Linked DNA regions of Homo sapiens: all the other regions are linked to region 4. The links are chromatin contacts, found by Hi-C or POLR2A ChIA-PET in ENCODE. All regions are on one chromosome and are shown on one strand. The core of a region is the stretch at or near the end of the contact, and the rest is flanking DNA. Distances in the headings are between cores, read along the strand shown. Region 1 overlaps ST7 (suppression of tumorigenicity 7). Region 2 holds the start of ST7 (suppression of tumorigenicity 7). Region 3 overlaps ST7 (suppression of tumorigenicity 7). Region 4 holds the start of MET (MET proto-oncogene, receptor tyrosine kinase).

Region 1 (2,974 bases), core at 44-2,543, 460 kb before region 4:
ATGTAATGATGGTCTATAAGAGAGTGGAATGAGCTTATAAGAATAATGTCAGGAGAGCTACAATTCCAAATTAGCTGAAGCTTGCAAAAATAACAATAATAATAATAATAATAAAACAAAATAAAATACTAAAGACAACCATTTATTCCCTATTTTAAAATTATATTTAAGGCCCTATCACCGTCCCCATGTCACAAAGGCAAATAAGTAAAAAAAAAAGACAAACAACATAATAACATCAAAACAAGGAAGGTTTATTGTTAAAAGCAGTAGATAATAAAGAAAAAGCAAAACTCTCTCCCTCCTATTTTGTTCCTGGCTTCTCTATCAAGGAGAATGACTGTCAGACTGAAAAAGGGAGAAGAAATTAAACTCTAAAATGGGTAAAAAGATGTAAGATAGCAAATAATTGATCCATTCTAAATGAATTACTGGACTGGATGGGCAAATCCCAGGAAACCGAAAGACCTTGTAGGCAGGCCATGGAATTGCTCTCTGTGGATAGTTGAGGAATCACAAAGAATGGAGAGGTGCTAGAAGATGAGATGATAAATGTAGCATAAATTTTCAAAAAGGGGAAGAAGGCAGACTTCCCAAACTACAGAACACAGTGATTTGGAAAGATATTCTAATGGATTATTAAAGGAATGGTCTCCAAGCACTTTAAAAAGAAAGTAGTGACGACTAGAAGCCAGCTTATATTCACTAAGAATAAATAAATCAGATTGTGCTAGCTTAATTTACTGTAATAGATTTACTATAAATTTAAGATCCGCAGCTACGATTGGCATTCTTAAGATCCAAATGGAGAAATATGAGCTGAGTCACAGTGTAACTGGGTGGCTTAGTAATTGAGTGAACAATACAAAAGATGGTGATTCATGAAGACATGAACCTGGAGGGTAGTTTCTATGTCATGTCACAGGGCTCTATTCCTGGCCTTCATATTTTTCTCAGAAATATGGATGACACACAGAAGGCAGGCATATCGAATTTGTAGATGACAAGAAACTGGAAAATAAATATGTTGCATGACAGAATCAGAAACCGTAGATCAACTGGTTACAATGGCAGGATTTTCAACTCTCACGACAATCTTTTTTTTTTTTCCCTAAGATCTCTGAAGAAGATTCTGTAACCTTCTTCAGAAAAATCATAAAATAGTTTAACAATGACCACTTGGCAAGGATAGTGTTGAGGTGATTCAAGCACCAGATGGGTGGTTCAGCTAAGTGACCTTTAAGGTCTCTGCCAACCCTGAGTTTTTATGACTCCAACTTTAAGAATCTTTCTCATTTTCTGAGATCTCCAGAAGAGATTTCCCAGCCTTCCTTGGTAACCCACAGAATGTTTAACAACACTCAAGACAGCATTTCCTCTTATCTTTGTCTTAATCTTGAAGTATTTTCTAAAATTTTTTTTTTAAACCTTATGTTGTTATCATGTTTTCCCCACTAGCAGAAGTTCTACTAGAAAATGTTCTAGTGCAGATGAGCATTCTACATCTGGAAAATTTTCCCTGTCAGAATGTTTTAGATATGTAAAGAATTGTATTTATTTTATATCCTCACAATATCCTAGGGATAGCCCTTCAAGAAATTAATTTAGGATCACAGCAAAGCCATTGAATTCATAAAATGACTAAAACCACCTCCACATGGTGGCTGTCCTTCATTTAAAAAAAAAACTTTTTTAAATAGAGTAATAACTCCCCAAATAATCCTCCAGTTCAAATGCAGTTTAATTTAAGTATCCTATCAATGGCAACTGAATATATTCAGCAAAGGATGAGATTTCCTTTTTAACAGCAAGATTTTCCCCCACTTACTCATTTATCTCCAAGGCTTCATGAGCTGCAGAAATCCTAGCTTGGGGGTTTCTCTCTCTCCAGGCTTTCTGCATTACTATTTAAGAAAAAGAGAAAACACCAAGTCAATCCATACATATAATTAGGTAGACTCAGTAGAGGACAAGAGCTAAATTAGGAGTGTCAGCTTAAATTACAAGAACATATTTCATTGCTAAGAGGGTTGGCCAAAATCTCCAAAGTCATATTAGTGTATTAATGTGCTATTCCACAGTATTTCAACTGCTGATAGCAAACCTTTTTTGTGCTCACAAAACTACAGGCTAAGGAAATCAAGAAAAGGCACTCTAACAGAGATTTTGCGTGTCTTTTGCACATTAATGTCATTTGTTCTTGGAGAATATATTTTATGCATTTTGAGATGACATTGCTACCAACCTTTTCATTCACTTAGATACAACATAATTGGTCATTTTCCGAAGCACTTAACACAGACTCTTGGTGTTAGAACATTCTGAAACCATTTCAAGAATTATGCGTGGGTCAGTAAAAAATGCTTAAGCTTTTGCTTAACATGTGTACTTATATCCCAAATTTACCTGCAAACCTAGCTTTTATACATCAGAGCAGTTTCTGAACATATGGTGGGAAGCTCAATGGGAATATTTACTGTACCATGATGTTTCTACCATAGCAAAGAGTACCATTTTACAAAGGAGTAACAATCTCCTTATTTATTTTATAAATTTGTATTTTATAAATTATTTTAGAGTGTGTAGAGGTTCCCTTTCAAAAACATTTTTTCACCTATTTACTTTGAATAAATTTTATAACAAAAAATTTCAGTTGAATTATCTGAAACTCAAGTAATGTAAAATACACACTAAACAAAGTATTTTCTCAGATGGAACACACATCTAGACTCCAATAGCCAAGGCCATGACCCCATTCGATGCTAGTTAACCTATAAATAGGCAAATAAAAGTCACTAAAATATATTCATTAATCATCTGAATCCAGTAAATTCCAATTTCTACTTTGAATATCATAAAGGAGATAAGGCCTTCATGCTAACTCAACCAAGAACTTCATTAGCTTCATATAAGATTCATATTTCTTTAAAATATATAAAACCAACTTCGATATATTTTTAAAAATCATGATTCA
Region 2 (2,866 bases), core at 215-2,714, 280 kb before region 4:
AAATGTAAATATGAACATGAGTTCAAGTTAGTAATCAAAATACTTAAGTTAGTATCTGAAAGGTACAAGTTTCCTAACAAAATGAGTACATTATCTCAAGCGTTTTAAAAAGCGTTTTAATGCAGCTAAACACCTGAGGAAAATGCATTTCCAGACTTGCACTCCCAGAGTATGGAGATTAACAAGGGAAGATATATATGTGTACATATGTATATATCTTCAGGACTGTAAGAATTTCCCAGTACTGTGAAATTAAAATTTAAAACAAAAACAAAAACACTCTACCTTGAAATTTCCAGATTTAAAGGACTGTAACCCTTAGCTCGAAATTTACTTTGTGTTTCGGAACTCTCTGGAGTGTTAAGGCTCGTGTGTTTTCTTTGCGGGTGTTTTTTTAACGACTCAGTGGGCTGGCTCCAAGTTTGTGAAGATCCTGTTAATTACCTCCTGCATTTACCACCGACCAAGGATGGGAGGCACGCGGCACTTGCTGAGCATATGTAGCTTTACAGGGAAGGGAGACGAGCAAAGATCACTGAAAACTGCAACCGAAACCCTCAGAAATTCCAGCTCTCCCCTCTTCCCTCCGGTCCCTTCGACAATCCATTTGGTGACCTGACACGTCATCCATACACTCCCAAGAGTGCCTTCGGGAACCCCTCTCCCCACTACCCAACCAGAGAGACAGCCCCACGCCCGGCAAGACGCAACTCCGGGCCACGGAGGGCGCCGCCCGGACAGCCCGGCCGGGTCAGGGGGCTTCGCCGCCGAGCACCCTCCGGCAGCCGCCCTCGGGCCTCCGCGGCCGGGCGGGAGGGCGCCTCCCCGACCACACTTCGGCCGCTTGGCACCCACAGCCGGGAGGGCGTGAGGAAGGACTCGGTCTAACTCCGGGGAACCCTCGGAGTTCCGGCGCAGACACCCGAGGGGGTGTCCTGGGAACTCCTTCGCCCGCGACACCCGTTCTTCTCCGTCTCCCGACCACCAGCGACGCAGCAGGGCGGCTGCCGGCCCGGCCCGGCCCGCCTTGCGGGCTGTGCGCGGCGCAGCTCTTCCTCCGCGGGGCCGTGAAGGCCACCGGCCGCCCCCGCGCGCCCAGCTGCCCGGCCCCGCCGCCTAAGCCGCCGCGTTGCTGGCGGGTAGCCGCGGGCCTCCGGTGCGCGGGCCCCGGCGCGTCCCCGAGCGCGCGCCTGGCCGCGGCCCCGCGCGAGTTGCACTAACTTTCCGGGGCGGGGGAGGGGTGGGCGCCGCGGGCCCGGCTCCCAGGCCTTACCTGTGCTCAAGTTGTCGTTGATTTTCAAAGGCACCCGCAGGATGTAGACCAGGAATAGCACGATGAAGAACCACACGGTCCACAGATACGTCCAAGACCAAACTATGCAGGACTTGAGCTGCTCCAGAAAGCCCGTGGCCGCTTCAGCCATGTTTCAGCGCTCCTCTCTGCTGCCGCGGCTCTTGGTGTCTGCCGGGATGATTCACCGGCCCGGAGGCGCAGCTCGCGCCGCCGCCGCCGCCGCGGCCCGGGCGCCCCCGGAGCCCGCCCGCCGCCGGGGACGCGGGCTCGGCGGGAAATCGCGCGGGCCGCGGGCGCGCCGGCTTTTCCTTCTCCAGCCTTATTGCTAACTCTCTAAAGGTCCCTACAAGTGGCTTTCGTGGAGCGATCACGTGGCCCCTGCCCCCTCGCGTTCTGGGTCCATTTATATTTATTATGCTAATATTTAGAAAGAGAAGGCCAAGTGGCGCGCCGAAGGAAACGCCTCAGGCAGTTACAACCCGCATAAGTTGAGCGTTTACCACACGCCAGGCGCTGCTCCACGATCCGTACAATCTCATTTAACCCCTGCAACAATTCCCCACTACGATCCTCTTTCTATAGGTAGGGAAACTGAGGCTCACAGCAGCTGCGTAGTTTACCTTAAGGTGGAACCAAAATTCAATTGCAGTGGTGTATTCTGGGGTCCGAGGTCTTAAACCCTACTCTGCTCCCTTATCAGGATTCAGGCTCAGGGAATGAATAAACCCGGGACAGCTAGGAGAAGGGAGGAGGTGCGCTCCTGTCGCCGGCTAGTAGGCCTGAAGATAAATCACTCTATTCAGCAAGATTTGGGTGGCAGATGCTATTTACCTTTGTTCTGTCTCTTTGAAGCAGCGCAGGGATTTTCCAGAGAAATCTTGACAGATGAATGTTTATCCTCCAGGTTTTTTGGTGATCAGAGGTCAAACTATTCTCAGCCTGTTTTTAATATAAACAATTCTCTGGGATAATTTTGACTGTGAAACGGCCACCTCTAACAGAAAGTCCATTTTAAACATTGTTTTGTTGTTTTTGTTTTGTTTTGACTGTGCTGAATAAAATGTTTCTTTTATTCTAAAATGTTTTCTCAGCTGAAATTTTCAAGTCTGTTTCTGTCCGTAAGTGATTTGACTTTCTATGTATTAGATGGTAATGAGGAAATTGCAGGTTTTCCAGTCTACATCTATTTTTAAAATTCTGAGCATAAAGAATATTTTATTATAAATTGTTTTGCTTACTTGTATAATAGTTTCCTTCATAATTAAATAAGCTCCTTTAACTTTTCACATATAGGGCCTATTACGGCATACATAATGGATGGAACTACTCTTAAATTTTTACTAATTCCAGCCTCTCTCGGCTACTGTTTCTTCCTCACATTTGATCTACTACAGTGAGATCCAGGCCAGAATAAGTGAAATTGGCACACATAGACTTTCTTTATAGTTATTTATGGCAGCACATGACCAAATGATTTTTGTGTCTAACACTGATACATGGAATCTCAGTAAAATAAAACAATATTGTCACCAGTAAAGGATCGTGACTGCAGGTTGTCCAGGTTCTTGGCGT
Region 3 (3,074 bases), core at 269-2,768, 440 kb before region 4:
AACTCATTCCTATTCAATCGTCATCTGCTACCACTTTCCCAAAAACACACTTCTTTTACATTTAATCCATGAATTAATTATTTTATTTACCATTCTGATTTTCTCCATTTCCTGTTCTTGATTCTGACTTCTAAAAATTATGCTCTGGATGCCTCTTAAAAATACCTCTGTTATATATATATATACACACACACACACATGCATATATATGTACATATATGTATATCTATATACATATACACAAATATACATATCCTGTATCCTATTAAAATGTGTATTGATCCCTATATCCAATGAAATACATACACACACATTTTAATAGGGATATAGGAATCTATGTATAAATGTCAATGCAACATACAGAATTGTATGCATTCTATCAACATTTTGAGATAATTAAGGGGAGCATTTTCTGCACATATCCACCTTACCACTCTCAAAAGCGAAGCAAAATCCAGAGATTTTCTCCACTATAATAAACACTCCCTGCAGAGGCTGGGCATGTCTTTGCTAGCAGATAAGACTAACTTGGCAGGTCTGGACTGTGATGACAGGTGCAGTTCTTGTGGATGGAACTGGACTGGGATGGGAAGGCTTGTGCCAAGCAGGCAGAGGGGTATCTTGAAATTAAGCAAGGGAAAAAGCTGGATGGATGGGTATAGGCATAGGAACTAAAAGGGAAGAGTGAGCTAGATGGTATAACAAAGTCATTGCTAGCTTTCACCTTGTGAACTAAGAAGTATTAGGGATATCTAATAAAATATACACCTGTTTATTTTTAAGTACATTGTATATCTGTTCAGTTAATTGACTTTTTCTTTACAGAGGAAACATCAGGGTTTTTCTTTGTTTTTAGCTCTCTCTTCCAAAGAAATCAAATTTAATTTGATAATTTTAGTCTCCAGCATAGAAATCCTGAGGCCCCCAAATAATCAATTTCCCCAGGGTCAGCCGTGTACTTTAAATGTCCATGGCAGGCTCCTAGGACATTGCTTAGGTGAGAGCAGTTAGGTAATTATCTCCCTGGGGCCAGGAAGCAAACTGCTAAGCATTTCCATGCACACAACTATTTTGCAGAGCACCTGATCCTTTACCTCAATGCTGCCTCTCCCTGAAATGCACTCAGCAGAAAAGGATAGTGGCTGAATAGAAACCTTACCCTGGGTTCATTTCGAGGCCTGGCAAAGCTGAGTCCCTAAAGGCTAGGCATGTCAACAAGCTCTAAAGCAGGAGCCTAAAGCTGTACACACTGTAGTTATTTAGCTCTCACTACAGACCAGCATTTTGAGAGAGACCTTTCAAAATGTTCCTACAGGAGAGGTTTTCCTTTGCTCAAAGTTTCCTATCAGTCGGAAGCATCCTCTGCTTCCTGAGAATGCTGCAAGACAAATGTACCATAAGATAGCCCAGCAATGATCATCCGGTTCAGCAGGGGCACAGAAAACCTCACCAGCCCAGATCTGCAAAGGCAGCCAGGCTCTAGGGAAATCCCTTTATTGCTGTTGGGGCTTCCCCATCTTTGAGTTAAAAAGGAAAACAACCATTAGGCCTAGCTCACCAGAGTGAAAGGAAACAACCCACACGGAGGTAATTAATTTATAGCCTGTGAATCTACACCACGCTACTGCTAGAATAAAGTCCAGACCTACCATTTGTACAGCAGGCTAGAAAAACAGCTGACCACAGAGGCAGTGAAATGAGTGACAGAGTGCAGGCTGCCTGCACAAGATGGCCTGGGTTCCAACCCTGCTCCTCCATTGCTAGCTGTGTGACTGAAGGCAGGTTACTAACTGGCCTATTCTACCTATTGAGCCTACCTGTAAGTAAAAAGGAAACAACCATTAGCAATGACCCTGTTGTACGGTGGGGAAGAGTAAATGAGTTAGCATGCAAAGTGCTTTAGATCAGTGCCTGGCATCATCTAAGTAGGTAACAGTCTTCAGTGACCCTCCTCTGAGAGGAGGAATGTATAAACAAAAGACAAAAGCCTACCTTTCAGCATCAGAGTGAATTACTGGTTTCAGTATGAAATTGTATCCAGAAAAGTTCTTTTTTTCTATTTGCTTACTTAAAAATATTTCCAAGATGTTTTGAATGAAAATGTTAAAATACTATTGTAAATGTAAATGATAATCATCAGAGGGAGACTTGTAATGCCTTCCCTTCTCCCTCCCACAAAACATATATGCTAAAAGATTGCCATGTTTGGGGCATATATTTAGTAAGAATTTACCAAGCATTTTCCCAGTCTGAAGTTGCCTCTATTTAGGAATATTAAGGTAGGTTTTTAATCATAAAGGGGTGCTGGATTTTGTCAAATGTTTTTTCTGCATCTATTGAAATGATCATGTGATTTTCATTTTTAATTCTGTTTATATGGTGTATCACATTTATTTACTTGCATATGTTAAACCATCCCTGCATCCCTGGTATGAAACCCACTTGTTCATGGTGAATTATCTTTTTGGACATGCTGTTGGATTCAGTTAGCTAATATTTTACTGAGAATTTTTGTATCTACGTTCATCAGAGATATTGATCTGTAGTTTTATTTTTTTGTTATATTGTTTCCTGGTTTGGGCATTAGGGTGATACTGGCTTCACAGAATAATTTAGGGAGGATTCCTTCTTTATTTTTTGGAATAGGGTCAATAGGATTGGTACCAATTCTTCTTTGAATGTCTGATAGAATTCAGCTGTGAGTCTATCTGGTCCTGGACTTTTTTTTGTTGGTAACTTTTTAATTACCATTTCAATCTGTTCAGACTTTCAATTTCTTCCTAGTTTAATTTAGGATGGTTGTATATTTCCAGGAATTCATCCATCTCTTCTAGGTTTTCTAGTTTATGTGTGTAAAGGGGTTCAAAGTAGCCTTGAATTATCTTTTGTATTTCTGTGGTATCAGTTGTAATATCTCCTATTTCGTTTCTAATTGAGCTTATTTGGATCTTCTCTCTTCTTCTCTTGCTTAATCTCACCAATGGTCTATCAATTTTATTCATCTCTTCAAAAGAATTGGCATAGAAGGGACATACTTAAGGTAATAAAAGCCATCTCTGACAAACCCCCAGCCA
Region 4 (2,955 bases), core at 441-2,940:
AGGAACCAAAGTACCTCACTTATGTTCCATTATGGAAGTTTACACGTTCAAAACAAAGCTCAATTAGCTTAGATCAAGGAAGGAAAGCTATGTACCTGTAAATAATCCAAGCACCACTTACACTGTTTACATAAAAATGCAATTTATGTCCCTGTAGCACAGAGAAACATGATGTACATCATTTTCAGATCATCTTCATGCAGAAAAAATTCATTAGTCAGCTATAATAGTTTAGCTGTAAGGGAATATAATGTTTTTCTGAATCCATTTGCATGGCAATGTGCATGTGTCTGGCTGATGAAAGCGACAGAATAAACCCCCACCCAAAGCTACAGAATGTGAACAGTCTTCTTAAAATTCAAGAGAGGGTCCAGATAGTCTATATTGCCTCCAACGTCAGTTCTTACAATCCTCTCACATTCATGGACCATCTTAACATAGCAATTAAAGTATCTTGATTATTTTGCCTAAGAGAGTTGACAATATTTCATTCTGCCCGAGGGCTCCTTTGAACATAAAACTGTGATAAGGTAAAATACACTGGGCAACTATTCATGCGTGAGCCATTGGAGCCCTCTCCAACTGCCAAATTAGCAAATGGCTCTTTTAAAACATGAAAGATATGAATGGGAAACCGTACTTCGGAGTAAATTCTGCATTGACAATAGTCAGGGAAAGTACTTTCACTGGTGCTTTAATTATCGGGTCAGCACTACGACTGGCCACATCGCTCAGCCTCTGGTTATAATCTATTTCACCTAATAAGATAGATGTCCACCACAAGCCCCAGAAAGAGATAAGGTACGATGGAAAATTGATGGATCACAAGCCCCGCGTGATTGCCAGAAATGAATTCAGACTTTCACAGAAACACCTGCCCCTTGGAAGGACCCCAACATAACACAGATAAAGCAAGGCTGGGAACAAGGAAACAGCTCGGCTCAAACCTTGCCAGCTGCATCACGGTGGGACGAGGATGACCGGATCCCTTTTGTAAGGGCTGAGTCAGATCCCAGCTTTAAAACTTGCTGGGCCGTAACAGTCACACATCACCCACTGTCCCAGCGCCCCTCTCCCTCCTAAGTCATACAGGTGGCCATCAGAAGCAACCCCCTAAAAAGACAAGCCCCATTCTAGTTTCGTCCTCGCCGTGGCCACGTCTCTTCAGTTTCCGAAGCCCCTAAACTCTAGCCCACCTACGTGGTTTTGCCCCCTGGAACAGCAGTCAGGTCTCTTAGGGGAACAAAGAAAGCAGAACCCCTGAGGCGAGGGATTGGGTACTGGATCTGAAAGGGGCTGCAATTTTACCTTTCGGTGCCCAGGAACCAGTGGAGAAGTCAGCGGCGCAAGGACCACACGCGCGCTCCGCGCCTCCCCGCCTCCTCTCAGCAAGTCAGCTGTCGCCCCGCATCTGGCTCGCGCCCTCCACTCGGCTCCGCATCTGCTCACAAAGCGCTCGGGGCGCCGCGGGCGGCGAGGGCCTCCGGGTCACCTGCGGCCGGGCTGAGCCCAGCGCCCCGCCCGCCCGCCGGCCGCACTCCCTCCGCCCCTTCCCACACGCGCGCTGCCCTGCCAGTGACTCAGCCGGGCATCGGCGCGCGCGGCCCGCGGCGGCCCGGGCGCGTTGGGGCCGGAGGCACCGCCAGGCGACCAGACTGAGGCGCTCGCCTGCCCGCCCCAGCACGTGTCTGTCTGCCTCGCGTGCTGTCCGTCCCCTAGTCCGCGGGTTCCGAGGACCGCTGAGGTGGGGACTGGCACCACCCAGAGGGAAATCGGCCCCCGCCCTTCCTGCCGTCCGCGCCGCGCCTGGCCCCGCGGGGGTCGCGTTTCCTCCCGCCTCTGCCCCGCCCACGACAAGGTGAAACTTTCTAGGTGGAGAAGTTTTCTCGCCCTGGCTGCGCGCTCTCCTCCCCCAGCTCAGGCAGTCTGAAGTTAGCACAGCCGGAGATAAGCGGGACCGAGTCTCCCCCTCCTGGCGCTTGGGAGGCGAGTGTCACCCCGGGCTCAGATGCAGGGCGCGCACCCTCCTGGCACCCCGCTCGCTGACCCCGGGAAGGGCGCGAGCTTTGCTCTCGGCCTCTCCCACGTCTCCGCTAACCGCCCCGCGCCCACCCGGGTTTAGAGAGATTTGGGCACCGCAGAAACAAGGAGTTCATTGTTAGAGGCGGAGGTAGAAGTGGATGGACGAATTGTCCCAATGATTTCATTATGCAACGATTATCCTCTACTATAATAACTCAAATTTCTGCAAGGAAGAACAACAGAGGAGTTTAACCCTGAGGAGACTTCCATTTCTTTTTTTCTTTTTTTTTTTTTCCATAGCCGGAAGCAGGCTGATTAAATAACTGGGCAAATAGCGATGAATAAGCACAACAGAACAAAAGTTTAATTCTTGAATGTTGAAATCTTATGATGATTTTTAAAAAAGAGCTTTTGGGGCCTCGGTGAACTCTATTAGGAGTAATTGTGTTGGGATAACTTTGTATTTCGCTATAAAAATTGGCACCTACAAGAGTAAATGAACACTCAAAGGTAATAGGATCTAAGGAACGGGCATTGCCGGTTAGAACTTGAGTTCGTTCCGGCTCTCATACCAACTTGTTCAATCATGGCAATAGATAATGAGACATAGATATCTTCGTTATTGAAAGTCATGGGTTAAAATAACAGTTACTATGCAGGTTCAGTTCTTATTTACTACAGAATGAAACATAGAAAAATGTAGTAAGAATAGTTATCATTTCCCAAGTGCCAGGCACTTGGAAATGATAATGTAACCAGAGGTTACATAAGAGTGATTTCAGTCCTCAAAAGAGATTACCTCTTGATTCCCCAGTTTTATGGAAAAGGAAAGTTCCCATTACGTTACTAAAGTCTTGCATTGAACCATTTTGCAGGTAAAGAAACTGAGTCCCTAAAAGTTCCCAGGAGAGTCACATAGCTGGTTAGTAAGAG

Evidence for each region. A loop is a pair of places that touch in the nucleus more often than their neighbours do. ChIA-PET counts read pairs that join two places held with the same protein, here RNA polymerase II (POLR2A). Pooled maps may share reads with other maps.
Region 1: a loop to region 4 is called in a map of chondrocyte, with 2.8 times the contacts of the local background. The contact joins the enhancer-like site here to the promoter of MET in region 4. A Hi-C loop is called at or near these places in 2 of 168 maps with a recorded cell type or tissue (PC-9 and chondrocyte), 6 of 37 single-sample maps with no recorded cell type and 6 of 50 pooled maps.
Region 2: a map of PC-9 shows a loop between it and region 4 (5-fold over the local background). The contact joins the promoter of ST7 here to the promoter of MET in region 4. A Hi-C loop is called at or near these places in 2 of 168 maps with a recorded cell type or tissue (PC-9 and gastrocnemius medialis) and 14 of 50 pooled maps. POLR2A ChIA-PET finds 5 or more read pairs at or near these places in 1 of 52 experiments (A549).
Region 3: a pooled map shows a loop between it and region 4 (2.2-fold over the local background). The contact joins the enhancer-like site here to the promoter of MET in region 4. A Hi-C loop is called at or near these places in 2 of 168 maps with a recorded cell type or tissue (PC-9 and chondrocyte), 6 of 37 single-sample maps with no recorded cell type and 12 of 50 pooled maps.

What each region holds. Positions count from the first base shown.
Region 1 is chr7:117,130,815-117,133,788 of GRCh38, reverse strand. It overlaps ST7 (suppression of tumorigenicity 7), which reads right to left. Exons shown (of 16, transcript NM_001369598.1): 6 at 1,829-1,904. All of the region lies in intron 2 of ST7-AS2 (ST7 antisense RNA 2), which reads left to right. Among named protein-coding and RNA genes, the nearest start is that of ST7-AS2, 13 kb to the left of the region's middle. Within about 2 kb of position 1,293, at least 5 of the 41 ENCODE cell types and tissues checked have a DNase peak (open chromatin) inside an H3K27ac peak, as active enhancers do; they include PC-9, where a contact is called at or near this core.
Region 2 is chr7:116,952,099-116,954,964 of GRCh38, reverse strand. ST7 (suppression of tumorigenicity 7) reads right to left here and starts at 1,464. Exons shown (of 16, transcript NM_001369598.1): 1 at 1,274-1,464. The coding sequence starts at 1,424. It overlaps ST7-AS1 (ST7 antisense RNA 1), which reads left to right and starts at 631. Exons shown (of 1, transcript NR_002330.1): 1 at 631-2,519. ST7-OT4 (ST7 overlapping transcript 4) reads right to left here and starts at 1,117. Exons shown (of 5, transcript NR_002329.2): 1 at 856-1,117; 2 at 286-504. RefSeq lists silencers at 709-1,008, 1,069-1,268, 1,479-1,548 and enhancers at 470-1,393, 1,809-1,918.
Region 3 is chr7:117,109,220-117,112,293 of GRCh38, reverse strand. The region is part of intron 2 of ST7 (suppression of tumorigenicity 7); the gene reads right to left. It overlaps ST7-AS2 (ST7 antisense RNA 2), which reads left to right. Exons shown (of 5, transcript NR_109981.1): 5 at 1-2. Among named protein-coding and RNA genes, the nearest start is that of ST7-AS2, 35 kb to the left of the region's middle. RefSeq lists enhancers at 1,447-1,666, 1,707-1,786. Within about 2 kb of position 1,518, at least 4 of the 41 ENCODE cell types and tissues checked have a DNase peak (open chromatin) inside an H3K27ac peak, as active enhancers do.
Region 4 is chr7:116,670,931-116,673,885 of GRCh38, reverse strand. It overlaps MET (MET proto-oncogene, receptor tyrosine kinase), which reads right to left and starts at 1,690. Exons shown (of 21, transcript NM_000245.4): 1 at 1,309-1,690. The region is part of intron 1 of COMETT (cytosolic oncogenic antisense to MET transcript); the gene reads left to right. RefSeq lists silencers at 1,523-1,712, 1,773-1,902, 2,033-2,082.